Regions from separate parts of the Mus musculus genome. Here all the other regions are linked to region 1. A link is a loop called in an ENCODE intact Hi-C map of the cell type or tissue named here. Cell type or tissue: heart. All regions are shown on one strand. Each heading gives the region's core, and the rest is flanking DNA. Links, peaks and the distances in the headings are about the cores only. Region 1 holds the start of Foxk2 (forkhead box K2). Region 2 has its middle 8.6 kb from the start of B3gntl1. Region 3 holds the start of Ogfod3 (2-oxoglutarate and iron-dependent oxygenase domain containing 3).

What was found. Peaks named below come from ENCODE experiments on the same cell type or tissue, not always from the same donor. Only the 100,000 strongest peaks of a DNase experiment are listed, where the experiment ranks them.
Region 2: it touches region 1 in a loop (2.8-fold over the local background); 1 of 42 quality-filtered maps calls a loop at or near these places.
Region 3: it touches region 1 in a loop (5-fold over the local background); 1 of 42 quality-filtered maps calls a loop at or near these places.

Annotation. Positions count from the first base shown.
Region 1 is chr11:121,251,318-121,260,938 of GRCm38, forward strand. It overlaps Foxk2 (forkhead box K2), which reads left to right and starts at 8,670. Exons shown (of 9, transcript NM_001080932.3): 1 at 8,670-9,205. The coding sequence starts at 8,814. Narf (nuclear prelamin A recognition factor) reads left to right here. Exons shown (of 11, transcript NM_026272.3): 11 at 1,364-4,539. The coding sequence ends at 1,605. In heart, for the core only: no CTCF peak of the experiment used is centred there; DNase peaks (open chromatin) are centred at 8,104, 8,624 and 9,354; H3K4me3 peaks cover 1,912 bases; H3K27ac peaks cover 1,916 bases.
Region 2 is chr11:121,676,898-121,686,639 of GRCm38, forward strand. No RefSeq gene overlaps it. Among named protein-coding and RNA genes, the nearest start is that of B3gntl1, 8.6 kb to the left of the region's middle. In heart, for the core only: a CTCF peak has its summit at 3,974; no DNase peak of the experiment used is centred there.
Region 3 is chr11:121,199,294-121,209,035 of GRCm38, forward strand. It overlaps Ogfod3 (2-oxoglutarate and iron-dependent oxygenase domain containing 3), which reads right to left and starts at 5,355. Exons shown (of 9, transcript NM_025402.2): 1 at 5,196-5,355; 2 at 3,598-3,815; 3 at 1,618-1,693; 4 at 473-515. The coding sequence starts at 5,269. Hexdc (hexosaminidase (glycosyl hydrolase family 20, catalytic domain) containing) reads left to right here and starts at 8,350. Exons shown (of 12, transcript NM_001146073.1): 1 at 8,350-8,482. The coding sequence starts at 8,399. In heart, for the core only: no CTCF peak of the experiment used is centred there; a DNase peak (open chromatin) is centred at 5,098; H3K4me3 peaks cover 1,654 bases; H3K27ac peaks cover 1,649 bases.

The DNA.
Region 1 (9,621 bases), core at 7,122-9,621:
AGGACCGAGTGCCTGGATCTCTTGCTCATACATTAGGGGTAAGTACTAGAGAATGAGGGAGCCATCTGAAGTAGTGTGTCTATGACCCTGGGTGTGAAGGAGCTGTCTCCAGATCAGGAATGTCTAGGGGTCAGTACTGGAGAATGAGGGAGCCTTCTGAAGTAGTGTGTCTATGACCCTGGGTATGAAGGAGCTGTCTCCAGATCGGGAATGTCTAGGTCATCCTGGGCTTGCGGTTCTCAAGTAGGACACAAGAATTCTCAGAAAGGCCCAGAGGGAGCCAGGCAGTTCCTAACAGTAGTCAGAAATGAAGAGCGGACCCATGAAGAGTCTCAGAGGAGAGCCTAGGTTTCCAGTCCATGTCCTCAGGGATCTCTGAGAGGAGGGACAAGGTTAGTAGCCAGCATTCAGAAGAGGGGATGAAAGCAGAGGCTGCCTGCTTTTCCTGAGTAGTAGATGCTGTGTTGGAGCTTGTGCTACAGTAGGCAAAGACAGGACAGAGCCTCTTGGAGGGCTCCTCTTGCTTTCTGGGAAAGATTGGAGAGGCCTGGAGAGGCGAGGAAGTGGGTTCATGCCCACTGAGAAGGTGCACATCAGAAGCCCAGCTCCCAGGTGGCTTGGGCCAGTGGAGGGTGAAGTTGAACCAGGTTGGAATTTGTTCCTGCTGCCACTGCTTTTTGTTTTTTGTCTGTTTTGTTTTGTTTTTTCCTGGTGCTGGAGTATGTGGTAGGTAGGTGCTCTCCCACTGAGCTCTAAGTTCCCAGCCTATCTCCTTGTTCTTTTAAATGAAAGTCTTGGTGCTAGGATTGGAAACTAGCACCTAGAACACACTAGATACACACTCTACCACCGAGCTGCTCCCACCCTATGCGCTTAGTGGCATTTTTGTCACATCAAGGTGTCATCTGCAGGTTTAAGAATGGGTTGTACTGACAGAAGGTGACACATACTCAGACCATATGACTGGGAAGTGTGGGCTTATGGAGAGCTCATATTACCCCACTCAGCCCTAATCCAGCCTTGTTGGGCCTGCACACAGACAACAGAGTGTGCAAGCAGTTGTGCTCATAGCCTGCTGGTTTGGGTAATTTTCAGAAGAAGCCAGGAATCCAGATAGCAGCCTTTGCTGTCTACTTCTTAAGGCTTTTAGGTAAGACCAGTTTACGGGTAATGTATGTGGTAAGAACACCCAGGGCTCTTCTCCTGGGCAGGCTCCATGACAATACTGTGAGCCCCAGTACAATCTTAAGCCATTTAGTACTGCCTGCTTCATGCTTTTCCTGCTTCCAGCTATGTGCCCTGAGGTAAAGCTCCCATGACAGGCCAAGAGGGAAGAAGAGGTCCACTTGTGTGTATCTTTCAGGTTGCTTAAATGGCAGAGGCCAAGCACAGACAGAGGACGGCCACACAGATCGTGCACTGCTGCAGCAAATGGAAGGGATCTACTCCGGCATCCCTGTGCGGCCCCCAGAGAGCAGTACACATGTGCAGGAGTTGTACCAGGAGTGGCTGGAGGGTACTGAATCTCCCAAAGTCCAGGAGGTGCTGCACACCAGCTACCAGAGCTTGGAGCCCTGCACAGACGGCCTGGATATCAAGTGGTGACAAAGCCTGAAGGGCAGGAGGGGACAGCTCTGAGTGGAGAGTGGTGGGTGCTTCAAGGAACAACAGGTCCCTACAGCTTTGCCAGCGCTTCAGGACACAGTTTTCATGTGGTGCTATCTTTGTAGTGTGTGAGGGAGTGGAATGTTTGCACATGGGAGAGGTATTTTCCCTCTCTGCGTAGCCTTTCATCCCAAGATTGTGAGAAAGATCCCAAAGAGGCCAGGGACAGATCCCTGATTTGCAGGTTTAAAAAAAAAAATCAAGATGTGTTTTTAGAGAACCAAGACCCAGGGGTTGTGATCCACGAGCCTAAGATTATTGCTGCAGAAATGGAGGCATCAGGAAGGCCAGGCTGCTGTACAGTGGATAACTATGGCCTTCAGAGAGGCCCAGTCTTCTGGCCCAATTTGGCTCTTTCATTTGTATACATTTTTTTAAAAATAATTTTGAATTCTAGGGCCAGCAAGATGGCTTATTGGTACCACCATTAGTTTGATCCATGGAGCCCACATGGTGGAAGGAGAGACCAACGCCTACAAGCTATCCTCTGACTTTCACACAGGCACATGGCATGCATATGTACCACCGAGACCACACCCCGAAAATAACCGTAAAGAAAATTACACTAGTTTTAAGTCATAGTAACAGTGAGCCATATTTTTTATAGTCCTTGAAGGCCGGCAGTCATTACAGCCCTGGGCCACTGGTGTGCCTGAGTCATTCTTTTACTTGACCTGCCATCAGCGTTGAGCTGGACTCACCTCAGAAGAAAGGCTGCTGAGAATGGCATGCATCACACCCTGCATTTGATGCAATGTATATTTAAAAATAAACAAGTAGAGAATTAAGAGGGTGGCCCACCTAGGCTTTGGGGTTCTAAGGGTGGTGCAGCTCATAGTTACTGCTGTGGGGCCGGAAGACAGAGCTGAGGCTCCGTGGACCCTGGAATGGGTGAACCAGCTTTGTAATGTCCAGCCTCCTCTAAACTCCTCCCCAGTGCCTTTTCATACAAATAGGCCTGGAGCACCTCCTCTCCTCCACAAAGCCCACTGGTCTGGGATAGCATCCCTTCAGCCCTCACTATGCTAATGCGAGCATGCCTTAGGGGAAACAGTATGTCCACACACAGAAATAGCTGCCCGATGGTGAAATTCACAAAATCATGTGACACATACTAGATAGAGTCCACCCAGGAGATAAAGGGGTTTGATGAAGCCCCTGAATTTTGCTCAGTGTGTGACTGCCTTGACCCTTAGTACTGTCAGCTCTATCACAGTCCCACATGCCTCATGTCTTGGTCTTCCTGTGAGTCTGTCTAGGAGTGTAACTGGATATGTTATTGTAAACCAGTGGTTCTCAACTTGTGGGCTGTGTCCCCACAAAGGGGTCACATATCAGATATTTACATTATAATTCATAACAGTAGCAATACTACAGTTATGAAGTAGCAACAGAATAATTTTATAATTGTTGGGGGGGTCACCAGAACAGAAGAAACTATTAAAGGGTCACAGCATAGGAAGGTTGAGAACCACTACTATAAATTATGATTTTTTTTTTTTTTTTGCTTTCAGTCTATATGCCTTGGGTATCCATCCCCAAAGTAACTGGTTATGGAATAAACAATGCAATGGGGTCTTGAGTGTGGCATTGAAGGAGTCAGCTGTTCTCCTGTCCTGGACTACACCCCGCAGTCCGCCTCCCTCACCAGGCCCCAGCCTGGGTGATGATACCTTTTTCCCAGTCCCTCTCTAATAGGTCAGGAGAAGGTTCAGAACACGGGGAGTCAGCGTGGGAAGGGACTGACTTCCTGCAAACTTCATGGCACCACCCATGATAGCAACATAGGCTAGGGGCTAAGATGTGAGATCTATGACCTTCTGTTTCACTGATGCTAGGCCGTGGCCCTGTGAGCTTTTCAAGACTACAGGTGCCTTTCTGTCCCAGCACTTGGAGCCAGAGGCAGGTGGATCTCTGTGAATTAGAGGCTAGTCTAGGTTACAGAGTGAGTTCCAGGACAGTCAGGAATACATAGAGCAACCCTGCCTTATCCCCCAACTCCCTCCCCCCTAAAAACAAAGCCCAAAGCAATGGAAGTATGAAGTGAGCAAGTTCTTGACAGACAGGACCCAGTCAAAGCATCACGACAGTCAGAGTGGACAACGTACGCTGGTGCAGGCATGAGGGGCATAACCCAAGCTCCTATCTGCCCAGTGCTCTGTTGTACCATGCTTCTGCTCTGCTTGGGCAGAGGCCCAATCTTAGTTTGATTCCTACCTGGCCCGAGCTGTATGGGTTTGCACTACTGTGGGTAACCGTGCTTCTACATGATGAGATTCTGTCTCAAAGACTAAATTTGGTTTCTGTTACAGGTAATTTAGAAATAGTTCTGTCAGGGCTTGTGCCATAGTTCAGGAGCAGGGCGTGTGCCTAGCATCCATGGGCACCACATTCGTTCTCAAGATCCACAGTAGCAGAAAGTGACAGGGAGGATTGCTGCATTCTTTAGTACGTTGTTTGGACTGCTGTTAAGATCTGACTCAGTGTGTGCCTTACCCATTACTGGTCGACATGTGGGCTTCCCAGGTGCATCACAGGTGAGCCAACCACAGGGTTTGGGGTTGCAGCTGGCAGCTAGGCTGCAGGCGCTGCCCTGGGTACACCACTCACCTGAGGGGCACAGCTGGCCGGAAGGGTAATCAGGAAGTGTGGCTCCTTTTCCACTTGGCATATTACATATGGGGCTCCCTCCTGCATCTAGAGATGGGAAACTGCCTGAAGAACTTACTCTGGTTTACCATTTGAGAGAGTGCAGTCATTTATGTCAGAGAAGACACCTCGCATCTCACTACTCATGAAGCACCGTCTCTTCTGTGGATTCACGGCTCAGCTTGTAAACATTGAGTTGAAATGGAAGATTTATTATGATTTTTATTTATGTGTATGTGTGTCTATTTGAGTAAGAGTCAGGTGTTTATGGGTATCCACAGAGGCCTGAGAGGACACTGGGTGCCCGGGAACTGGAGTTACAGGGACCTGTGAGTTGCATTGTGGGTGCTGGGAACTGAACTCTGGTCTTCTGGAAGAGCAGCAAGAACTCTTAACTGCTGTGCCAGCTCTCCAGACCCTGAATGTAGTTTAAAGTGTGTGTGTGCCTGTCTACTGCTGGGACTGGAACCTGGGTATGTCATACACTAGGCAAAACTACAACTGAGCTATACCTCCAGTGCACACACAAACCCTTTCTCTCACTATTTATTCTGAGACAGGGTCTCACTAAGTTACTCAGGTTTTGAGCTCACTTTGTAGCCTGTGCTGGTCTTTAAATCTCCATCTTGATCCTCCTGTGTCTACTTCCCACGTGCTAGGATTACAGACTCACCACCATACCCTCCCTGTTTTTACAGTGGTGAATTGCATGCAGAGTTTGGGGATATACTAAGCTGGCACGCTGATAAAGAAGCTATGTCCCCAGGTCTGTTTTTCCTTCTCCCTTCCCCACCCTCCCCTCTGATTTCTCTCTTCTCTTCCTTCCCATCTTTCCCTTTCTTTCCCCACCCCCAACCCCTTACAGAAACAGCCTGGTCCCTTGAACTCTGGCTCAAGGGATCCACTTGACTCAGCCAACCTAGCAGATGTGACTCTCGCCTCATATCACTGATAGGGAAGATTGAATAAAGTCTCAGAATCTTACTTTTTCAGATACGGGAGCATACAACTTTGATCACAGCATCATAAGGTAGAGACAGATGGATCTCTTATTTGGAGGCCGGCCTAGTCTACATAGTGAGTGTCAGACCAGCAAGAAATAAATGATGGAGAAAGTATCTCAAAAAACAAAACAAGAAATCCTTTTCCCTCCACCTGCCTTCCTGCTTCCTTTCTTCAAACTTGGGTGGTTTTGAGACAGTTGTAGACCACCACATCCAGCCACACTCAGGTCTCCCTCTTTCACGCCCTTTCCCTTCAACTCCCTTTCTGTTTTGTTTTGAGATTATGGTCACATTTAGCCAAAGCTTGCTTTGAACTGATTCTCCTGCCTCCATCATCTCCCAAGTGCTGGGGTTAGAGGCATGAGCCACCATGTCTAGTGATGTTACCTTTTAAATCCTGACAGTAACTTTGGGGGTGGGGTGGATATAGAGCTTGCTCAGCAGTTAAGTATGCTTGCTGCTCTTCTAGAGGACCTAAGCTTTGTTCTCAGGACCCACATCAGGTGACTTAAGCACCTTTAACTGCGGCTTTAGGGGCTATGATACATTCTTCTGGACTCTGGAGTACCCATATGCATGTGGCACACAAATAAAAAGATCTTAAATCTTAATATCAGCACTGCAGGCAGAGGCAGACAGATCTCTGAGTTCAAGACCAGCTTGTTCTACAGAGGGAGTTCTAGGATAGCCAGGGCTATACAAAGAAACCTATCCCCCCTCCCTCACAAAAGGCAAAACCTAGAGTATTCTTAAAAATTCAAGATGGAACATACATTATTCGTCTGTGAAATTCACAAGAAGTCAGATATATTTTCCTTGCCTATCACGCACAAAGTCCTGGATCTACCCTGAGCACCACACGAGCAGGCATGGTAAGTGCCTTGTATCCCACCATCTGCTGTTAGGATCTGGCACTCAAGGTCTTCCTCAGAACTCTCAGGGTTTGAGGGGAGCCTTGAAAGCAAGGAAAGGAGACAAACCATCTCTCATAGTGCCTCACCACTTTCTAGTCTCAGCTGCTTCATGTCATCGCCAGCTCTTTATAATGTCAGTCATATTAATACTTTTAGCCCTTCTAATTGGTATCATGATTTTTGTTTACATTTATTTTGGAGAAAGGCTTGCCAACTATTGAAATGATCATAAACACCCTTCTGCTATTTTGTAGCTGTGTGTTTATATAAATCAGTGTTCTTATTGATAATCATAAAATCAAAATTTGCTGGAAGCCAGGCGTGGTGGCAGCACGCCTTTAATCCCAGAACTCGGGAGGCAGAGGCAGGCGGATTTCTGAGTTCAAGACCAGCCTGGTCTACAAAGTGAGTGCCAGGACAGCCAGGGCTACACAGAGAAACCCTGTCTCAAAAAAAAAAAAAATTGCTGGAGTACACATTAAATCAAAGTACTTGATGCATAGGAAGGTAACTCTTGAGTTCCAGGCCAGCCTGGTGGTCTACATGGTGAGTTCCAGGCCATTCAGGAATACATCGTGAGACCCTATCTCAAACAAACCAACTAATAAAACATATGGATCAACTCTGAAAAACATCAGAGATGCTCTATATCCTGCAGGATCAAATATTCTGCTGGGCGGGAATGGGGCATATGTGGGAGTATGGGCAAATGGGTCCCGAGGGCTCATTAGGCAGCTGGCCTTGCCAAAACCGAGAACTCCAGGTTCATTGAAAGACCCTGTCCTTGAAGAGGACATCCTGACATCAGTCCCTGGTGCTGCATGGCCCACAGTGGGATACATACACAGGAACAGATAAGCACATATATCCTATTAGAATACAGCGGCGTTCTCATCTGTAATAAATGCTTAAGTTTACATGTACATTGAAGAAGTGCTTTAAAATAAATATCTTTATAAGTGTTTGGTTTGGCCAGATATGGTGGCTCATTCCTCTACTCCCATCCCTTGGGAGGCAGAGGTGGGTGGCTCTCTATGAGTTCGAGGTGATCTTGGCCTATATAGTAAGCTCCAGGCCAGCCAGGGTTATATATGACTGATCGTCTTTCCCTCCCCACAGAAAACACCAAAACCAGCCACAAAAGCCAAACAAAGCAACATAAGTGTTGGATTTGTATGCTTACTTTACATACCTGGATAGCTAGGTGTAAAAAGTTAGATCTAGCCATGTTATAGATAGATGCTAGAGTCACATGGCAGAGCCTCAAACCTGCCCTAGGCAGTGCGCAGGACAACACAACGGTGTCAACAGTAATGGGAGGGCATTTCTTGTTCTTGACACCCTTTGTCCTTGAACTGTGTTTGTCTAGATACTCACCTAGTTATCATTTCCATAGTTTTCTGTACATCACCTACAATGCCTCAAATTAATATTTAATGAAATGGCTCTTTGCCATATTTATAGTACAAAGCATTTTGAACCCTTAGGAATTTATCCCGTAATTACAGACACATATGTCAAATAAGATATGTAAATGTTATAAAGACTGTTTCCCATTAAATGTATTGCAAGTTTAGACATAGAATGAATTAGAACGCAAAATGTTCCCATGCCTCTAGTCTGGGGCCTCTGTTTAGAAGCTCTTGGCTAGAATGTCCACTTTATCCTATGCAGCTTAAGTCCAGACTCTCAACCTTTCCACTCTCCCTGACCTGAATGAACTCCTTTTGTGCATCAGTGAGAGAACACTGCGTCCCATCGCCTGCACCCAGGGGCCACCATATTGGTGTGACGTTCTTTATGACCACGTGCCTCTCTTACCAGAGCTAAAGCAGGTGCATCCACTGCCCTTCGTTCCTGGGGAAGAAACTAGGGGTCTCAGCTTCACCTCTATGTTGGCACCGGCTTCTGGAGCCCCTCACAGCCTGCTCGATCTGCATAGCTCTGCTCCTCCCACGGGCCCGCGTTGTGGTTTCTTTTTTAATGGGAGAGATGGGATCTCTCTATCACACATACACAGATTGGAATAAAGCTCAGATTTGCAGTCCTTGGTATGAATTACTGAGTGCAGAACTCTATGCATACTGGGGTAATTTCTGTCACATCCCTGTGACATACGGGTCGATGCGGCAGGTTCCCGAGCAGCGCGCCTGACTCTACGCAACCTAGGGCGGAGTGTGAGAGGGGCCAGCGGCTCCCGGGGCGCACTCGCGCCCGTCGTGACCTTGGACCCCCGCTCAGTCCGCGAACGCGCGCGGCCCCACGCCAACTCCTCACTCCGCCCCGGGTTTTCCGCGCCGCCGCGGCCAACCTGCGTCGCGCGACGACGCCGGACGTGCGGGCGCTCGGCGGCGCGGCTCCCCATTGGCCGGCCTCGGTAGCCCCACTGCGTGCGCCGCGCCCATTGGTCGGCGTGCCCGTCCGTCGTAGGGCCGGCGCGCGGCCGTGCGAGCTCCCGCCCTCGCAGCTCTCCTCGCCGGCCGGCGGTCTCCGCGACCGTGCTCGGCTCGCGCGGCCCACGACCGCGCCCGGGCCTCGGCCCGCTAGGGCGCCCGCGCGGATCGGCCAGGCCTCGCAGGCGATGGCGGCCGCGGCGGCGCTCTCGGGCGCGGGCGCCCCTCCCGCGGGCGGCGGGGCCGGGGGCGGCGGATCCCCGCCGGGCGGCTGGGCCGTGGCGCGGCTCGAAGGCCGCGAGTTCGAGTACCTCATGAAGAAGCGGTCGGTGACCATCGGCCGCAACTCATCGCAGGGCTCGGTAGATGTGAGCATGGGCCACTCGAGCTTCATCTCGCGGCGCCACCTGGAGATCTTCACGCCCCCGGGCGGCGGCCATAGCGCGGCCGCCCCGGAACCCGCGCAGCCCCGGCCGGACGCGGGCGGCGACTTCTACCTGCGCTGTCTCGGCAAGAACGGCGTGTTCGTGGACGGGGTGTTCCAGCGGCGGGGGGCGCCGCCGCTGCAGCTGCCGCGCGTGTGAGTGGCGGGAGGGGGGCAGTGTCCTGGACCTGACCCACGGTGGCTACCCAAGAGCAGGGAGGGACCCTGACCCACAGCAGCCACCCCCGGGGAGGGGCGGGACCCGCACTCAGACCCACTGCCCATCATCAGGCAGGACGCAGAAGACCCACGTCAGCTACCCATGAGCAGGGTCAGACCCTGGACAAGACCTGGTCCCCATCAGGGAGGGATCCTGATCCGCTATCCGGGAGCAAGGAAGGCTAGACTCACCACCAGGACCCATTCACTGCCCATAACCAAGACCTGACTGATTCTGACCTACCCTAGTTTAATGCCCACGACCATCACTGGGATCACAGCCCCCCAGCGCTCCACCCGGAGTATTTAACATGCTGGCCCACTCCTGTCTGCCCTCCTACTGCCAGGTCCCC
Region 2 (9,742 bases), core at 2,425-4,924, 420 kb after region 1:
CAGATAACTCATCTATTCTCACCTGATCATGCTGGTCTGGACTAATTTCCAGTCATGCACCCCATTACTTGCCATCTGAATCCTGCCCTGGCTCACTCTGCTCCTTGTGTGTCCTCATGGCTGCTCCCTTGGTGACCTGCTCATGAAGAATCCTCCTGGTCCTTCCCTGACCCTTCTGTCTCTCCTTGGGACCCCCTGTCCCTACTCCCCAACCCATCCACTCCAGCTTCCTGGCCCTGGCATTCCCCTGTACTGGGGCATATAATCTTCGCAGGACCAAGGGCCTCTCCTCCCACTGATGGCTGACTAGGCCATCCTCTGCTACGTATGCAACTAGATACATAGTTCTGGGGAGTACTGATTAGTTCATATTGTTGATCTTCCTATAGGGTTGCAGACCCAACGTTTAGTTCCTTGGGTAGTTTCTCTAGCTTCTTCATTAGGGGCCCAGGAAAATAATTTTTACACATCACTGAGACATGAGATGCTCTAATAATCACAGCGCCAATGTCTGGACTGCAAGAACATCTCTGGGCATAGAAACCAGCATCTGAAATACACAGCACACAAACTATTCCCCAACAGTAGGGAGTCTCACCAAGATACCATCAAAGGCCCAGGCTATGGGGACTGGCACCAACACAGGCAGACTGTGGGAAGTGGGCAGGGCATTGTGTTTACTGTATTGAAAACATTTGTTCTCAAATCAGGAAAGAGGAACAGGGATGAGAGATGCTGGTGAGTAATTATGGGCATCTGAAGGAGCGTGATACAAAACTCCTGAAGCTGTGGCTTGATGCTGCTTATACAAAATGCTCAGGAAAGCTACCTATGTCTTTAGAGGCCCCAGTGCTAACTGCCCAGGACTTAAAGAGAGGGCAAACTATTGTGGTCTGAAATGTCATGTCTCCCAGGCTCCTGTATGAGAACCTGGCCCCCAGAGGATGATGTTAGATGGGGCTTTTTAGGAGATCCTTAGTTTGTTACATTAGTTGCCTTACACAAGACACTTGAGGGAGCGCTACATCCTATGCCATGCGAGTGAACACAAGAGGTACCATCTGTGAGGAAGTTGCCCTCACCAGACACCGAGTCTCCTGGTGATGATGAACTCTAGAACTATGAGAAATAAAATCCTACTGTTTATAACTCACCCAGACTGTGTTTGGTGGTGGTGGTGCATACCTTTAATCCCAGCACTCAAGCAGCAGAGGCAGCAGATCTCTGACTAAGAGACCAGGCTGATCTATAGAGTGGATTCCAGTACAGCCAGGGTTACACAGAGAAATCCTGTCTTGAAAATAAAAACTAATACATAAAAATTAACTTACCCAGACTCTATTTTGTTATAGCAGCCAAACACTCTAGATGCTTGTTTATAAAATGTGCAATTACATGATACTGGTACTGGAATCAAATTGCATGATGCTGGTACCGGAAGATCTACATGGGTATGACAAGATGTGGGTGTTGCTGGGCCCTCATGATGGTCTTCCAGGTATACCACCAGCGGAGATCAAGGTGAAAGCTTTAAAGCAATAGCCAGATGAGCGCTCAGGACAGCCGAAGGCTCAAGACCTCCAGCGTTCTTTCCAAGTTTACAAATGAAACAGACCTCAATTTACCTCAACTGAACCTCTCCCCACTGAAGGTCAGGATACTTGGATGATAGATAACAGTACATGGTGACCAGCACATCTCAAAAAATAATAATAATAAAAAAACCCCAATCCTCAAGAAGAAAACAGGCTATGATTATACAAAGCTCCCACTTCTAGGTTACCTCACTATTTTATAGGCTAGTTTTATCTCAGTCTCATTCAAGACCTATAGCTTATGCTTTTTAGAAATATAATGTACAGGCCATAGACTTGCTGTGGACAAGATCCCAAGAATTCTGTCTTTCAGCAGCACATGCTTCTAGAATCCAAATCTGGGGATTAGAGTTTCTATAAGGCAACCCTGTGATGCAGTCAGTAGGAGTAAATCCTGTGTGATGTGTTCCTGAATGAGGGTAAACCCTTGTTGTGTAGCAGTTTCTTCCTAGATTAAAGCCTTCCATCTTGAAGGAGGAAACCTCTTAAGACATAGACTATATGAGAGGAGGTTGAAACAACCACATATTTTATGACAGGGTGTTCTAAGGTGTACCGGCTAGTTTTGTGTATCAACTTGACACAAGCTAGAGTCATCAGAGAGGAAGGAGCCTCAGCTGAGGACCCAGCTGTTAGGCGTTTCCTCAACCAGTAATCAATGGGGGAGAGCCCAGCCCATGGTAGGTGGTGCTATCCCTGGGCAGGTAGTCTTGGGTTTTATAAGAAAGCAGGCTGAGCAAGCCATATGAGGCAATGCAGTAAGCAGCACCTCTGCATGGCCTCTGCATCAGTTCCTGTCTCTAGGATCCTGCCCTGTTTGAGTTCCTGTCCTAACTCCTTTCAGTGATGAACAGCAATATGAGAGGATAAACCAAATAAACCCTTTCTTCTCAAACTTGCTTTTTGGTCATGGTGCTTCATGGTGTTTCAAAATTGACCGGATTCATTAGGATCCTCTTTCCCCAAGACTATATAAATAGTAAAAACGTTGAGAGTCACCTTCAGACAAACTCAGTCCCCTGGAAAGAGCAGAAACCAGCTGTCTTAGTTAGGGTTTTTATTGCTGTGATAAAACACCATAACCAAAAGTAATCTGAGGAGAAAGGGGTTTTTAGCTTATGATTCTTACATCACTGAAGGAAGTCGGCAGGAACTGATACAGTGGCCATAGAGAAGTGCTAATTACTTGTTCACCTAGGCTTGCTTAGCCTGCTTCTATTATACACCCAAGGAACACCTGCCCATGGGTGGCACCTCCCACAGAGTGCTGAACCCTCCCACATCAATCACTAATTAAGGAAAAGCACTGCAGACTGTCTTCAGGCCAATCTGGTGAGGCCATTTTCTCAGTGAGATTCCCTCTTCCTGAATGACTCAAGCTTGCGTCAAGTTGTCATAAAACTAGCCAGCACACTAGCTCAGCAGTCTGGAAGAAACAGAGACCAGCCAAACAGCCTGGAAGAACCAGAAACCTGCTGAGCTTCCTGGCAGAGGCTCAGAGCAACTACATGGAAAGGACACTCTCTAACATGTGGAACTGTCTCCAGGCTATACTGTGTGTCACAGGTTTCCAGGTTTTTCTGAGTTGTCAGTCGTGGGGTAGGCTTCAGTGATATAGCTGTCTTTGAGTCATTTTCACTCCTATAAGTACCCCTCACCCATTCTTCCATAAGTAACACTAATAACACTCACTAGTTCACTGAGTTGGACTTGGTATTTGTGCTTTGGTCTATGGTCAGCTTTTTATCTGAGATGAGTAGACATCTGGACTAGACAGTACTGATCCTTTTGGGTCATGACCTCTGAAGAGGTGACCTTCTTCTCACATGGAGATCCTGGAATCCATGGGAAATGGTTTGAGGATGTGGCTAGAGCTTTTGGGACCACAGGCAGATCCTGAGAAAGGAAAGGAGAGCCTGAGATGCAGAACACGGATCCAAGTCATGATCTCTGCAGCACTCAGAACACGTCTGTGTCAAAGCTATGGGGGTATGCCTGTGGCCTCCATAATGATGAGGCTCTCTACACAGAGCCCCACTGCAGGAAAGGATAAGTCTGCTTTGGCAGAAAACAGGTAGCAAGCAATAAGGCATTCTCTGTAGAAACCATGTGTATAGCGAGCCTGCGCTTGTCTCGACCTGGATCCCAATCCCCCACACATAGCCGAGAAAACAGCCGGAGTCAGTGGTTTCCATATGGAGTGTTTTTGTTCTCGGGTACCATACAGGCTATAGTGATGCAGGAGAGGAGGTCAGAACATGTGGAGTCCAGAATAAAGTCTACCGCAGAGTTGAACTCCAGGCCTTGTGCAATGCCTAGAGAATTGTCCACCTCAGCAGAGGCTGGAATGGCTGGATCTAATCTAAGCCCCTCTTGTGGCTACTGAAGGAACTACAGATGTCCTGATCCCCGGGGCCCAACTAGCCACTGTCTTAACTTTTTATTGCAGTGATAAAACATCATGCCCAAAAGGAACTTGGGGCAGGGCAGTGAGCAAAGGGTTATTTCACTTACATTTCCACATCACGGTTCACCATTATAGGAAGTCAAAGCAGGAACTCAAGAGAGGAACCTGGAGACGGGTACCGAAGCAGAAGTTATGGAAGAGTACTGCCTACTGGCTCTCTCAACCTGCTCTCTTAGACCATCCAGAGCCATCTACCCAGCCATGGCACTGCCCACAGTGAGTGGGGTTCTTCCACATCAACCATCAATCAGGAAATGTTCTGTAGACTTGCCAATAGGTAAGTCTTATGGATGTATTTTCTTAGTTAATATTCCCTCTTCCCAGAAATGTATAGTGTATATGTGTATTAGTGTCAAGTTTATAAAAACCAGTCAGCACCACTTCTGGACTCAAGGAAGAACAGACACATGGTAGGTAGGCCCTGATTGCTGAAGGAGCATGACCCAGATTGGGAAGAAGATAGAAGTATCTTGACTTGCAAAAGGAACTACCCTGTTGTGCCCACAGAACTTGAGGATAGTTTGGAGGTGTTCAAGCCAGAGGCCCCTCTAGGTCTAGGATAATTCAAGGGTAGATAGCGGGTCCCTTTAGGTTGTATTAGGGTATAGCAAGCTATATTATCCACCTAACTTGAGCTGTCTGTTTGATAGAGGGGACAGGAATGTCCTAGGATTAACATCCTATTATATTCAGTGAGACATTGTTCTTTAAATTGTGGGCAGGAAAATGTCTCACATGAGCTACAATAATCTATGGAACTCAGAAATATGAAATGGCATGTCCATAAAAGTTTGCATGTAAGAGGGAGTGCTGGGATGGATCAGAGAACATAGAGGAGAGGTGGCAGGCCAGAGACTCTGGGAGCAACCTTATGGTCATGCCATTGTGCCACATAAACTTGTATACCTGAGGAAACACAAGGAAGGAAAGCAGTGTTGCTAATGTGGCTGTCAAAGCTAGTTGGCTTAAGAAGTTGACAGCCTCCACTTCTGATGAGACCTCCGGGGGAACCAGCTTCAGGGTCCTCCTTAGCAGTCCCTGACCTCACAGAAGGGATTTGCTGAGAAGCACAGGCTTCAGCTCCCAACAACTTGTAGCTCCATTGCAGCCAGTACAATGCCAAAGTATGTCTATGGAAACCTCTTTTGATCCATAGCTGCACCAGCTAGTGGGAAAGGCTGTGACTGGACAGAAGCCTGAGGTAGAGACTGAAGCCAATGGCTCGGGGCCACGTGGGACCTCCTTCTCAGCTCTGGCTTGTCCTAGCCAAGTGACCCTAGCCTGGTCATGCCATTGTGCCACATAAACTTGTATACCTTATTGCAAACTAGAGCCCACCCCTTAATAAAAACCAAATCACCCAAGGAAGGTGACAGGTGGCATACCTGGTTACCATAGCCCATGGTAACAGCCTTACTACTAGGAGGCAAACTGTGGGTTGTTAGCCTGTGTAGCTACCACTGCCCCTAATCTTCTTTAGGTTAGCTGTGAGCAATTCTAGCCCTTTGCTTTCCCATGGTCTATGGTAGGTTACATAATTTCAGGTTGTTCTCAATGGTCAAATCACTAAGGAGGTGGAGGCAGATGTCACCATGGTCACCCTGATTCCTCAAACATTCCTGGACATTTGCTCTAGAGCAAGATCCAGCCAAGTACCTGGGATGCTGGATAAGTTGCCCTAGAGAGCTTTCCAACACACTGGGGTCACAGAGTTGATGATGTAGGCTGCAACTGGTAATGCCTAGACTTAAAATCCGAGTCTATCTGTGGCTGTTGTATGATATAAAGGAAATTTATCCTTATGGTCACTGCCACAGAAAGGAAAGATTGGGTTGCAATGAGGACACTGATTAGAAGGTACTAGACTGAAGGGAGTTGTGTAAGCACAAAGGAGCTACACCAATGGATAGATATAGGGTCAGTAGTAGCCTAGGCTTCAAAAACTAAACTCAGCTTATTCAACTACAGTGGGTTCTTTTCTTGACTGGTGATTGTGATTGGTGAGCCTAGCCTATTATGGGTGGGGCCACCCCTGAGCAAATAGTTCTAGGTGCTATAAAAAAAAGCAGGATGAGCAAGCCACAGGGACAAGCCAGTAACCAGCATACCTATGGCCATTCATCAGTGCCTGCCATCATATTCCTGCCATGTTTGAGTTCCTGCCCTGTCTTCTCTCAGTGATGGACTGTGCTGTGGAACTATAAGCTAAAATAACCTCCCCTCCAAGTTGCCTTTGGTCAAGGTTTTTTTATCACAGCAATAGAAACCCGAAGGCAATATCAAATTCAGTCCTGCTCAGATGATAGTAGTCTGTGACTCCCTACTACTACTCCATTTGAGGGCTGCTTTAGGCCACCCCACCTCTGCCATCCCCCCATCTCCCACCCACACTGTCTGCTTATCCCTTCCACAGGAAGTCTTTCTATTAAGGGCTTCCAGCACTGTCTCTACACTGCTGGCTCTGTGGGGGCAGGGACAGGGTCTTTTTTGTGTACTGCCAAGTCCCCTTTTGCTGGCGGAGACCAACAATCACGTGAGCTGGTTGCTGATTCAGGTCCAGAATTCTGGGGCCAGGAAGTATCACAGGCAGCAGGGAGGAGAGGGGCTGGCTCCTAAGACAACCCCTGGAGTATTTGGGGACTGACTCCTCAAGAAGAGGGCTCGGCATGCTCCTCATGCTCAAGAGGTCGTTTGTGGTGCTTACTGAAGGTGGCTCCATACCAACCGTTCTAGTCCCAATTGTCTCCCAGAGGCCCTGTCAGTAGCAATAGGAACTGTGGCTCAGTGCTGGCAGCTCGAGGAGTCATTTTCAGAGACCAGTACTTAAGTGAACCTGAGATCTGGACTTGAACACAGAAGAGAATTACAAAACAAGACACTATCAAGCAAACTCAAAATTTATTAAGGAAAAGATAATTGTTGAGAAGGTAAGGTAGGGGGATTGTCAAGTTTAAAGTCAGCTTGGGCTACATAGTGAGTTTCAGGCCAGCCTGGGACAAATAGGGAGATCCTGTCTCAATAAAACAAACAAACAAATGGTTTTATTGCAGTTTTAAGTACTAGAATTAAGAGGGAGAAATAGTTGTTAAGAGAGTGTAAGTGGCTTAGAATGTTTGAGAATATCTTCAGAGTGAAACTTAAGTATTTTAACAATGATTTATATTTACATATATTACATACATACATACATACATACATACATACATACATACATACATGATTTTATGGCCCTTGAAATTTTATTGTTCAAGAGGTTTAAAATGTTTTGGCATACTTATTATACCAAATATTCTAAGGAAATGTTACTTCTGAAATGAGATTGTAGATGGTTTCTGATGAACTAGACAAGTATACAGATGAATAAAATGGAAATGGGTCAAGAAAAAGCCAAGGGAATCCTTTTTATATATAGGTCACACACACACACACACACACACACACACACACACACACACACACACACACACACACACACACTTCTCAGCCACCAAGGGTGAGGGACTCTTTCTCTCTCCCCATATCTCTTCATTTTCCCTGTCTTTCTAATCTTGCCTCATTCCAGCCTTTAAATACCATTAACACATGTGTGATTTGGGGAGCAAAGTTTCTGTCACATGAATTTTGGGTGATACTAACCACAGCAGTTTGCTTGGGGTACAAATTTGCACTTTCTCCTGAGGTTTGTAAATGTGAAGAGGTCTATAAATCATGAATGTATTAACAAATCAGAGGCATGGCTATAAATTCTAGGCTGGCACCTAAGACTTAAGGTTTCCTGGTTCAAGAACAGGTCTTTGGCTTTGTACTGTGCCCGAGACATTTACAAAGGGCCTTGGGGGAGGCTGGGTGGGATCTTTGCAGAGCTGGGTATAAGGTCCATAGAACAACCCATTGACAACTGAAGGGTTTCTCAGCAGCTTATTCCTCCCCTAGAACTGAGAGGGGTTGGCCCTGCTACAGGTTAACTTTGTCTTCCCAGAGCCTTCCTGGTTTTCCTGGGGTCCTATGGAGGGTTTAGACTCCCTGACTGTAGGAAGTCATCAAAAAGAGGCCTGTGGTGAGGGGCCCCAAAGTTAATGCTGGCTGGAAAGACCATATCCTGCTCAGTAGCCTGTAGTTTTGGGTGACTTAACACCCTCTTTCGCTTAATGTCTGCTCTCCTAAATAGTGCAAATATCAGAGGGAGTGTCAGAGGCTTCAAAATTCACAAGGTGTTGTAGGCATCTGAGAAAATAGGTTCTGGCACTCACCCTAGGTTGATATCATAAACTCTGCTTCAGTCATTGTTACAGGTACTGGGTCCTTAGTTTCCCCATGTTTCTGTCTAACTTAGCTTCCCATATGATCTGCTTTTGGGCTCATATAAACTTAGGGAAACACGAAGTGCTTTTCCAGCTTATTTTAAGGGACACAGAAAAGTATATAGACAAGCAGCCAGATGCGTACACATATTGAGTACCAAGAACCCTAAGAACATGACCTATGACCCCACAGAATTAGGCTGCACCACATTACATACCAACCCAGCCTCATTGTTTGGTTGGCTGGGGTGGGGTGGGCTGATGACGGGGGTAGGGGAATCTTCTCAAAAAGCAAAGTTGCTTCTGTTGTCCAGGAAATTCCAAAAGATTTCAGAGCTGAATCAGGAACTGGGACAGAGACCAAATACATATTTCTTATTATGTCATACTGGTGTCCAGAAGTTCAGGACACCCAAGGAGACTCCTACTCAGCACATCTCAGGACGACTCTGAGCAGGCAGTGAAATGTGAACTGTAGGCCATTTGTCAAAGACATCATCTCTGTAGGGCCATCCATCCCTGAGGGTATTCGAGTTGTGGATGACTCACTTTATTAGACCCACCCTTAAGAGATTTTACCTCAGCAGCCTGTGACCCAGGGCCATCAGTACCAGGAACACCAAGTTTAGTCACTACACATCCCGCCATCCCGCTGCTACTTCCTGTATGTGGAACTTCAGGACATCCTCACAGCCACCCCTGTGCTAATCAGTATTTATTTGTTGTTGTTTCGTCCCAGCCGTATTTTGTATAATAGAGGTGCATTACTTCTGCAAGGGAAGCCATGCTTCAGTCTCAGGCCTTGACTCCTAGCCACCCTTCCTGTTTTAGACAACATATCTTTTGGATCCTGTCCCCACAACAATACACATGTGTCCTTATCCAGACCATGAGTAACCATAGCAGGGAATACGTTAGGAAAGACATGCTACTAAAAGACTTCTCACCTGGAGACCCAGCAAAACCCTGGAGTGGGTCTGGTCCCACAACCAGTGTGTGCCTCCCGGGAGCACTGAGCCTCAGGTCGCTGCTGCTGCTTCTCCAGTGGGGTATGAGTCATGGTGAGCATGAAACCCTGGGCTTGAGGCAGAGGTCATGTTTTGTGTGCTGGCCTATGAAGTTTGCAATGTTGAAGCTGAGAACCCTGTCTCTTCCTTTTCTGGATTATGAGCTGAGCCCTTCAGCAATGAATCTTCATGATAAATGGTGAAGACAACGTCCCAGGTCAAACCCCAGGCAAGGAATCTCCTGGGACCCATTCCCCTCCCACCAGGGCTGTCTCCTTGCTGTGGACAGTTAAAGCTATAGCATCAAGCCTTGTTGGTATTTTGGTTTCTAGAGGCTAGAGCCTGGGTTAGGGGGTTGTGGGACCCAACCTG
Region 3 (9,742 bases), core at 3,590-6,089, 56 kb before region 1:
TTCCAGGTGGACCCACCATCCTACGCCTTGGATGATCTACCCTTGTGCGAAGGATGACAGACCCCTGCTGGCTGCTGCAGTGGGATCCACTTAAACATCTTAAGGGGCTTTGCCTCTTCCAGAAGTCACCTGGCCACCAGGCTCCTGAGTCCTTTGTCAGCTCCCTCCCTCTCTCCTCTTTTCACTCCTTCCCCATCCTTCCTATCTATAGCCAGTATTGTCTGAGGTGCCAGTGAAACCTGAAGCTCGGCAGCCTGAAGAGATGGCCATGTGTGACTTTATACATTCTCTTCCCAAAGAGGGATCTATTTTGTGCCTACTAGACAGAAGGAATATCAGCCACTCTCTGAGAAACACCATGGACATACCAGCCCTTGCCTCTGGTGGGTAGTAGAGGGGACCCTGTGCATCCTTCCCTTCCAAAGAGAGCAAACTTCAAATGTATAAAGAAAATGGAACCACGCCAACTCACCCCTCCATCCGATCCACCTAGGGAGAGCCCTTTCTCTGCTATTCTGTGGGGGGTAAAAAAACAACTTTAAATCAAGTTTTAGTTAACAGCATTCTCCATAAAGCATCTAGGCAAATCACCCACCAGTATAATAGTACCTTATCTATAGGCCCTGCTTGTTCAACATTTATGAAGTAAACAAACAGGGAAACTTGAAACTGAAACCCTCAAAGCTGAGGACACGTCAGCCTCCTCTCACTCCTAACACATGGCCTACTTGGAAACCACTGGCCTGATCCCAAACTATAGCAAAGGAACCTCTTAGTTTGTCTGTGGTCTGGCGGCTCCCCAATCGATGGGGATGTTGGTAATTACAGTTCAGACTGTCAAAGAGCCATCCCATCCCAGAGAGGACCACCAAGGAACACTAACCCCTCAGGAAAGCATTAATAATCCTCAGGTATCGTAGATGTATAGGATCAGGGTGGGGGGTAGGATGCAGAGGACAGGCTTCCTGCTGGGCACTTTAGCAGGAATAGCATGAGGAGAGAGAAGAATGGGGCTCATGGGCCAAATGAGGAGCCACATACTGAGTCTGAATGGCTGGCTGGTCAGAAAATGAAATCTTTCCTTTTTATTTGTTTGTTTGAAGACAGGGTTTCTCTGTATAGTCCTGGCTGTCCTGGAAATCACTTTGTAGATCAGGCTGGCTTCAGAAATCCGCCTGCCTCTGCCTCACGAGTACTGGGATTAAAGGCGTGCACCACCACACCCTGAGAAATCTTTCCTTTTTAAGATCTTGTTTTTTTAAATCCACACACAGAAAACTTCAGTATCAGCTGCTTCTGAGCTGGTATTTATGAGCCACAGAGATACTGATTGTCAGGTAGGGCCGGAGGAGCCCTTGTCTCCACAGCAGGGGAAGCTTCCTGGAGGAGGCTGGGCCTCTAGACTGCTCCATCATCAGAAACATTGCTAAGGCCACAGCATTTCCTCAGAGGAAGCAGGAAGGAGGACGCCTGCCCTCTGACCCCCCAAACCCCTGAGGATGGTTCACAGAACTGTGGGGGTTCTCTAGACTCTGTTGTTGCCCTGGCTCACCCCCCCATTCACTGCTCAACCCAACTCCTGGATGCCCTAGACAAAGTGCAGAGGTGCATGGGTACCTGCGAATCTGCTCCGCCTCCTCCCTGGTGATGACGATGTCAGTGACACCTCTGCCACACTTCCTGGGGGTACAGCCTGGAGGGTGACAGCCAAGGAGAAATGCTGACTTCTGCCCGAGGATCATGGCCAAGCTGACAAAGTCTTCTACCATGACCAGGGAGGGCCAGTTTGGTTAAAACACCTAGTTAAAAGCCAACTTCAGATAAAAAGTAACTTTTCACTGCGATTTCGCCCTATGCAGAACCTCAGCTCACATCTCCTTCCTGCCAGGTGTCCTGGGCTTCCCACATAGGCTGATCCTGTCACTGCCCCCAAGGCCCGGGGAAACAAGGAAGTCCCCAGACCTTACATTGACATTTTGGTCTTGCTCTGACTTGTTCGTTAGAAACATGGTTTCTCTACGTAGTTCAGGCTGCCTCAAATTTAGGAACTTCCTGCCTTAGCCTCCTGAGTTATAGGCCTGGGCTAACATACTAACTGGCAATGTCCTTAGCCTGCTTGCTTGCTAGAGTCCCTTTAGAAAGTTCTGACACAGCCCAAGCTGAGCCTGTCATTCTGGTCACCATCCGTCTCCAGGACCGTAGTACCTGCCTGCCATACTCATTTCTGCATCTCCTTCACCGTGGAGTCATGCAGACAGACACCCAGAGGGCAGAAGTTGGAAGCAGCTCTGACGGGAGAGTTGAGTGTGATGATGTTTAGGGTTGTTGGAGAGATGCCAGGTTGGAGTCGAGCATCTGCAGCAAGCTCGGCAAACAACCGGTCCCTGTATTCTGGCAGCTCCCCTTGCCCTGAGTGAGCTGTGTGCTCTTACATGAGACGGGACTGTAAACTCTGGGGACCTTACTACAAGATATGCTGGCTGGTAAACTGCCATTTACAATTTGTGTGTGTGTGTGTGTGTGTGTGTGTGTGTGTGTTGTAAATTAGAATATTCCAAGTAGACTCCCAGGACAGAGCATCCAACACAACAGAAACATGTTTATTTTATCGACTGCAGAAGGAGAAGAGGATGTGCCCTTTGTCCTTGGCCACCTGGTCCACAAAGTTCTTCCTCTGCAGGTTCACATGTGGCTGAAGGGCTGACTTCTTGTGCATCACAACAGCGCCCCTTTGTGGAAGAACATGGAACCTTTTCTCCATTCACATCCAAAACATTACTTTGAATGTAAAAAAATAAACCACCCTTATAGAGCTAGGCCCAGATTCTACATTTGAGGAACAGAATGCATCTGTGTGATATCGAATGTTCAGGAAAACAGCAGCCCAAGGAGGCCAACACCCCACCCCACCAATCCAGTCCAAAGGTGTGTGCTCTCTAGGCTGTCCTCACCTGGCCCTGAGACCCTGACATTGCAGCTTCCCTCTATTCCCCTGGGCCCAACCTCAGAACTCTGGCTTATAACTAGCGTGTAGAGGTCGGAGAACTACAGACAGCAGTTGGTTCTCTCCTACTGTGTAGGTTCAGGATACTGAACTCAGGTCATCCAGTTTGTGTTACGTGTTTTAACAGCTAAGCCATCTGGCTGACCCTTTCTTGGCTCCCTAATTCTGTTACCTCTCTGCAGGCAGCCTCTGGGCACAGAAGCCTGATAAGGTGCTGCCTGCATCTGAGTGGCACTGGAAGCCAACTCTGAAACATCTTTATTTTCCAACCAAGCGTGAGCTTGCCTATCTGGGAAGGGAAGGCTTGTCTCTGCCCACATATATTGTTTTAACTGTAGCAAAAGTCAATGCTGAGTTTCATTTCTGTCACGTCCTGTGTGTCTGGGTATAACTATATGCACATAACCGCAGGTGCCTGCAGGAGAAGTTGGATCTCCTGAAGGTGAAGTTACAGGCAGCTGTGAGCTGCCAGTCAAGGGTGTTAGGAACTGATATCTGGTCTTCTGGAAATTCAACAAATGTTCTTGAATGCTGAGCCATGTCTCCAGCCCCTACCAGCCACTCTAATTTACTGAGAAGCCGGTGGCACATACCTTCAAACCTTCGGTGACCATCGTAGTCCTCAGAGCAGGGAACCTCAATGAACCTGCCTTCTAGGACCTCACCACGACGGGCCACAACCTCAGCAACATCATCATCGATCCCCACACTACTCCAGAGCAGACATGTGACCAGAGCAAGGCCGACCCCAAAGGCCACAATCCTTAGCCATGTCCTCTGTGCCTCCCGAGGCAGCCGGTCCTTCTTGGTACTAAAGAAAGAGACGATAACCAGCCACTGGATGCAGCCATCATACTAAGCATGCCAATCAAACTCACAAGATGTTCACACTGGATGCCACCAGGCTTGGGCTGTGTCTACACTGATCTCTGATCAAGATGGATGCATCCCATCAATCCTGAGATATGGGAAGTACTTGTAAGCTAATTATGAGGCAGCTGGTGGGAAGTAGGGCATCTACTTCCATCCACAACTCAAGCTTATCAGGATGCCCACCATCACCACCCCTCAGAAGAGCTTCCCAGGCAGTATATGGACCTGTCTTCTCTGACCAGACAGGGCTGAATATGTGCTTCAATGGGCAAAAAAATTGTGGGCTGACCATAGGTAATTTCTGTCCAGCCCACAGAGCACCTATTTGGAGGATTGTCAGGGCATGTGAGTCTCTGATCACTCATGCATCCATATATGACTGCCCCATCCCAAGCCTGTGTTTCTACACGAACACATGTGTACGTAAACCAGCGTACATGAAGCATATCTACTTAACTCAAATCATAAACCTGGAGCCAGAAAGAGCACAGAAGAATGTCAGAAATGATATGTGTAAGTTTCCTCTACGACCCAGGTCTGTGTGGTCCGGTCCCTGATGAAGCTGTGTCTGTGTCTCTACACTTCTGTGTGTATAACTAGAGTGGCTGAGCTCTGCTGTCCAGGAAAGGTCTCAAAATACATGCAGAATTGTCAGAGTTAGGTCCCTGTCCCTAAGGACTCCGTTTCTTAGTTACCATTTCAGGTGTGGGTTTGACAGAGGCTCACAAGGCCAGTTTTGGATAGGTGAGGTGTGAAAGGCTGGGATGAGGTAACCAGCAGAGATGTGAGGAGACAGACCATGTAGTGGGTGGGGAGTCCTAAAGGCTCAAAAAGGGTCCCTAGCGAGAGAAACCTGTTCACGTGACTGAATGCAGCTCGACTCCAAGAAGAGGTTTCCTGTGGGCAGGGCCTCTGTGCAGAGCTTGGAGGTGGGCAGCCACGTGGACATTTTCACTATAGAAAGGATGCCGCAGGATACACTAACCAAGTCACGCCCCAACACATCAATCACGCCCACACTACCACGCCCTCTCTCTAAATTAAGCCTGCTCAAGTCTCAGTAGGGCTGGTCCCACCTGTCACCTCTAGCCAGGGACCAACCCAGACACGAGTCAGACCCCGCCTTGTCATGAGCACGTCCCACCCCTGTTAGGTCCCACCCCTGGGATGGCCACGCCTCACTCTGCCAAGGACACAGCAATCAAGACCACGCTCTGCCTCCCTCCGACCCCGCCCTCGGAGTGGCCACGCCCACACACACCAGTCAGGCTCCGCCCGCTGTGGCGCGCGGCCTCCCGGTCCCTAAGGATCCCGCTACCTGGTCGCGCGCCGGCGCTCTGCAGCACTACTTCCCTCGGGAATTCTGGGTGGTCCCCTCCGCTGAGGCGCCATCGGGCCCAGCCGTCGCAGAGCCAGCTACGACACGAGAGCCACCAAACTCGGGGCAATAGCTGCGACAGCGAAAGCGAGGCGGGAACGGGGTCGGGACGCGGGAGCGACGCGCTCGGTCTTCGTCCGGCTCACGGCCAGACGAGAGCAATCGGAGGCCGAGCGGTGGCGGGGGTGGGGTGGGGTGGGGGGAGGCGGAGCCTTCTCGGCCCTTGGCACTGCAACCCTGAGGCACCTGCGGAATTCTGTCTTCTCCTGTAGCTGGGCTGCGGCGGCGACGCGGGTGAGTCAAGCCCACAGCCACCGATTGTGCTGGGCCCGGATGACCTGTCTCCTACGGCCGCCGCCCTCTCCTTTCCCCGGCCCCGAGAGCTGCATTGAGAAGCCTGTCAGGGACTTTGAACTGCCTGAGAGTGGCAGGTCGGGCAGGGTTGGGGATTGAGGGCGAGCGTAGGGGGGGTGTGGTTCCTAAGGCTAGGACTTTTGAGTCCTTGCACAGGACGAGCAGGTGAAATCATGCAACTGGATGCACAACTCTGTAATTCTTTTTAATAATCGCTTGTGATTTTACAGAAGGTAGGAAAACTGTTTCTAATATCTTGACTGCTTCAGTGTCCTCCAGAAATGAACTGTAATGGAAACTATAGTCAGTTCTGATATATGTAGAGTTTATTCCCTTTTCAGGTTATTGTTGTTGTTATTTGCAGTAGCCAGGGTGGATCGCAGGGTTCCTGGCATAATGAGCAGCCGGTGCTGTATCACGGAGCTAGTCACCATCTCTCCAAATTACCACTGCCTTAATTGTTTTTCAGTACGAGGAATTGAACCTAAGGCCTTCTGCATGCTAGACAAGTGTTGTACCACTAAGCAATCCAGTCCTTATTTTACTTATTAGTCTGGAGACAGGGTCTTATTAAGTTGCAAAGTCTAGCCTTGACCTTCCTTTATAGCCCAGGCAAGTCTTAAACTTTAATCCTCCTTCCTCAGGAGGGGGTGGGGTGGTGTACTGGCTAGCTTTGTGTCAACTTGACACAGCTGGAGTTATCACAGAGAAAGGAGCTTCAGTTGAGGAAATGCCTCCATGAGATCCAACTGTAAGGCATTTTCTCAATTAGTGATCAAGGGGGAAAGGCCCCTTGTGGGTGGGACCATCTCAGGGCTGGTAGTCTTAGTTCTATAAGAGAGCAGGCTGAGCAAGCCAGGTGAGGCAAGCCAATGAAGAACATCCCTCCATGGCCTCTGCATCAGCTCCTGCTTCCTGACCTGCTTGAGTTCCAGTCCTGACTTCCTTTGGTGATGAACAGCAGTATGGAAGTGTAAGCCGAATAAACCCTTTCCTCCCCAACTTGCTTCTTGGTCATGATGTTTGTGCAGGAATAGAAACCCTGACTAAGACAAATTGGTACCAGGAGTGGGGTATTCCTGTGACAACCTGACCATGTTCTGGGGAGGACTGTGGAAGGACTTTGGAACTTTGGGCTTGAAGATCCATTCGTTGTTAAGAGCTCTGTCAGATGTTGTGTAGGAGCTTGGAAGATAATGTTGAGAACAGTGCAGAAGATGGAGGTTTGGTTTGTGAAATTTCAGAGGGAAAATTAAAGACTCTTTTCAGGGCCATTGCTGTTTTGATTGTGAAGATTCTGTAGTTCTGGTTAGCTGGGGCTGAAGAATCAGCTGTGATTAACAAGATACCAGAACTACTAAAGCAAAAACTTTGCATTACTGGGACTATTGATGCTGGTTAGCTGGAGCTAAGAAATTAGCGGTGATTAAGAAGAGACCAGCATCATTGAGGTGACATCTTCTGGGAGGTGTTTTCTGAGAGCACAGTGGCTGTGTTCCAGATATAGCCAAAGTTGTACCTTGTGCTGTGGCTGGACTTGGTAATGTGTAAGAGTCACCCAGGTGGTACTGGTTTTGAAGGCATGAAGGAGTTGAGCAGAACAGCTGAGGATTGGCACTGTGAGAGGCCATGGAAGGCCATTGGTGAAAGTGCAGCCTCAGTTGCAATTGATGGCCCAGGACTGAAGGGGTCATGCAGTGTTTTGGAGATGCCAGTACCATGAGATGACCACCAAGAGCAGCAGCAGCAGTGGAGTACAGGCATCTGGAGCCTAGAGGATGACACATGTGCTACAAAGGGCCTGGCTGGAGAAGTGACCCAAGCCCTTGGAGGAGCCCAGAAGATCGTGAGTTGGATCCCAGACATTGGACGGTTAGAGATTGACTTTTGCTTTTGATTGTGACTGTGCCCTGATATTTTCCCTCTTGAAGGAAGAAACTGTTTTAGTGGAGCCCACAGTTAAGAGACTTTTAATTGTAAAAAGACTTTGGATTTTAAAAGAGATGGATATTTTAAAGAGATTGAAATTTTAAGCATATGTAAAGACTGTGGGACTTTTAAAGTTATTTAGAATGGGGATGAATAAGATTGTAAGGGTTGAGGCTTACTAGTGATGTGTTTGTGTGTCAAGTTGACAAGGGGTCAATTGTACTGGCTAGCTTTGTGTCAACTTGACACAGCTGGAGTTATCACAGAGAAAGGAGCTTCAGTTGAGGAAATGCCTCCATGAGATCCAACTGTAAGGCATTTTCTCAATTAGTGATCAAGGGGGAAAGGCCCCTTGTGGGTGGGACCATCTCAGGGCTGGTAGTCTTAGTTCTATAAGAGAGCAGGCTGAGCAAGCCAGGTGAGGCAAGCCAATGAAGAACATCCCTCCATGGCCTCTGCATCAGCTCCTGCTTCCTGACCTGCTTGAGTTCCAGTCCTGACTTCCTTTGGTGATGAACAGCAGTATGGAAGTGTAAGCCGAATAAACCCTTTCCTCCCCAACTTGCTTCTTGGTCATGATGTTTGTGCAGGAATAGAAACCCTGACTAAGACAGGTGGGAAAGGTGTTACAGGTGTATGCCACTGCCATGCTTGCTATAAATCATCATAATCTCACAAGGAAATACAGATCATTAAATGGTTAATAAATGCCTATCTCAGGGCAGTTTATAAATATTGTATTCAAATGTGGAAATAAAGGAGAGGGCTGTGTCTGCTCCTCTTTATAACTTAAGTTCTCTCCACCAGGAAGAAGTCCCAGACAGAGACTCTGTTATAGGAGTTTACAAAAAAATACCAACATGTCATCACCCACGCCATTTAAGATGAGATTAGTTCATTTGGACCTTAAAGGAGCGCCGCCAAAGGTTTCATATCTCTCTGAGGTAAGGACTCCCTTCACCTCGAATGAGCTTTCACTCTGTGGAAGCGAGCACTGGAGAGACAGCCTCGAGGCCTTCTGGGTCCTGGTGGTGACAGAGCATGGGGTTTTCATCCTCCCAGTTCCCCTCAGAATCAGACAGGACCGTGTAAATGGCCAGTAAAACTCAGAATCTACCTGTCTTTTTTTCTTTTCTTTCTTTTCTTTCTTTCTTTTTTTTTTTTTTTCAAGAATCTGCCTGTCTTGACCCTGCCAGTGCCAGGGTTATAGGCACACACCACCATCCCTGGCTTTTATATGACTGTTAGGGATCCAAACTCCAGGAAAAGAGGAGACTTTAGACCTAAAGTTGAGAAAACACATAAACAAGGACACCCTGAGACAACAGGAGCAGAGCGATACAATCACAAATTAATGAACCAGAAGCTAGAAGAGGCAGGAAGGACTCTCCTGTGAGACCTTGTGAGAAAGCATGCCCTGCCAACTCCTCAGCTGGAACTCCTGGCCTCCGGGACAATGAATGAAATCCCGTTATTTGAAGCCATGTCATTTGTAGTCATTTCTAACAATAGACCTAGAATCCCAATACATTCTTCAACATGAACACAGTATACTCATCTGTAATCCCAGTACTTGGGATGTAGAGGCAGGCCGTTCAGAAGATCAAGGCCAGCATCAATCCCACAGCAAGTTCAAAACCATCCTGAACTACAATTCATGAGACCTTGTCTCAAAATGAGAGGTGATAGTAGGATGCTGGAAAGATAGCTCAGTAGTAAAAGTGTTTGCCACCAGGCCTAATGACCTGAGTTCAAGTTCTAGGGACTTGTCTTATGGTGGGCAAGAAGCAGCTCCTGTAGATTGTCCTCTGACCTCCACGTGTGTTTAGGACACACATTTATACACACAATTAATTAATTAATGAAAAAAAAGTAAGATTTAGGTGTCAGGTATCACCATAGATTCTAAAACCGGAATAAGTATAGTCATATCTCAATACCCTAAAGCCCGTGTGGGGTGAGCAGCCTTAGCAGAAGGTGATAAAGCAAAGAGAAGGGAAACTGTAGCAATGCTGTGACCAAAGGAAGTAGAAAATACTCCCAAATAGATTTTACCCACATCCAGAATTGGGAGGAGTTTTCAACTGGCTTGAATTTGATAATGAGTGTATAAAATGAGGTTAAAAACAAAAGTATGGGGGTTCTGGAGGACCATAAGACTCAAAGAAACCAGAGACCTATCATAAGGACAAAATATTGGAGGA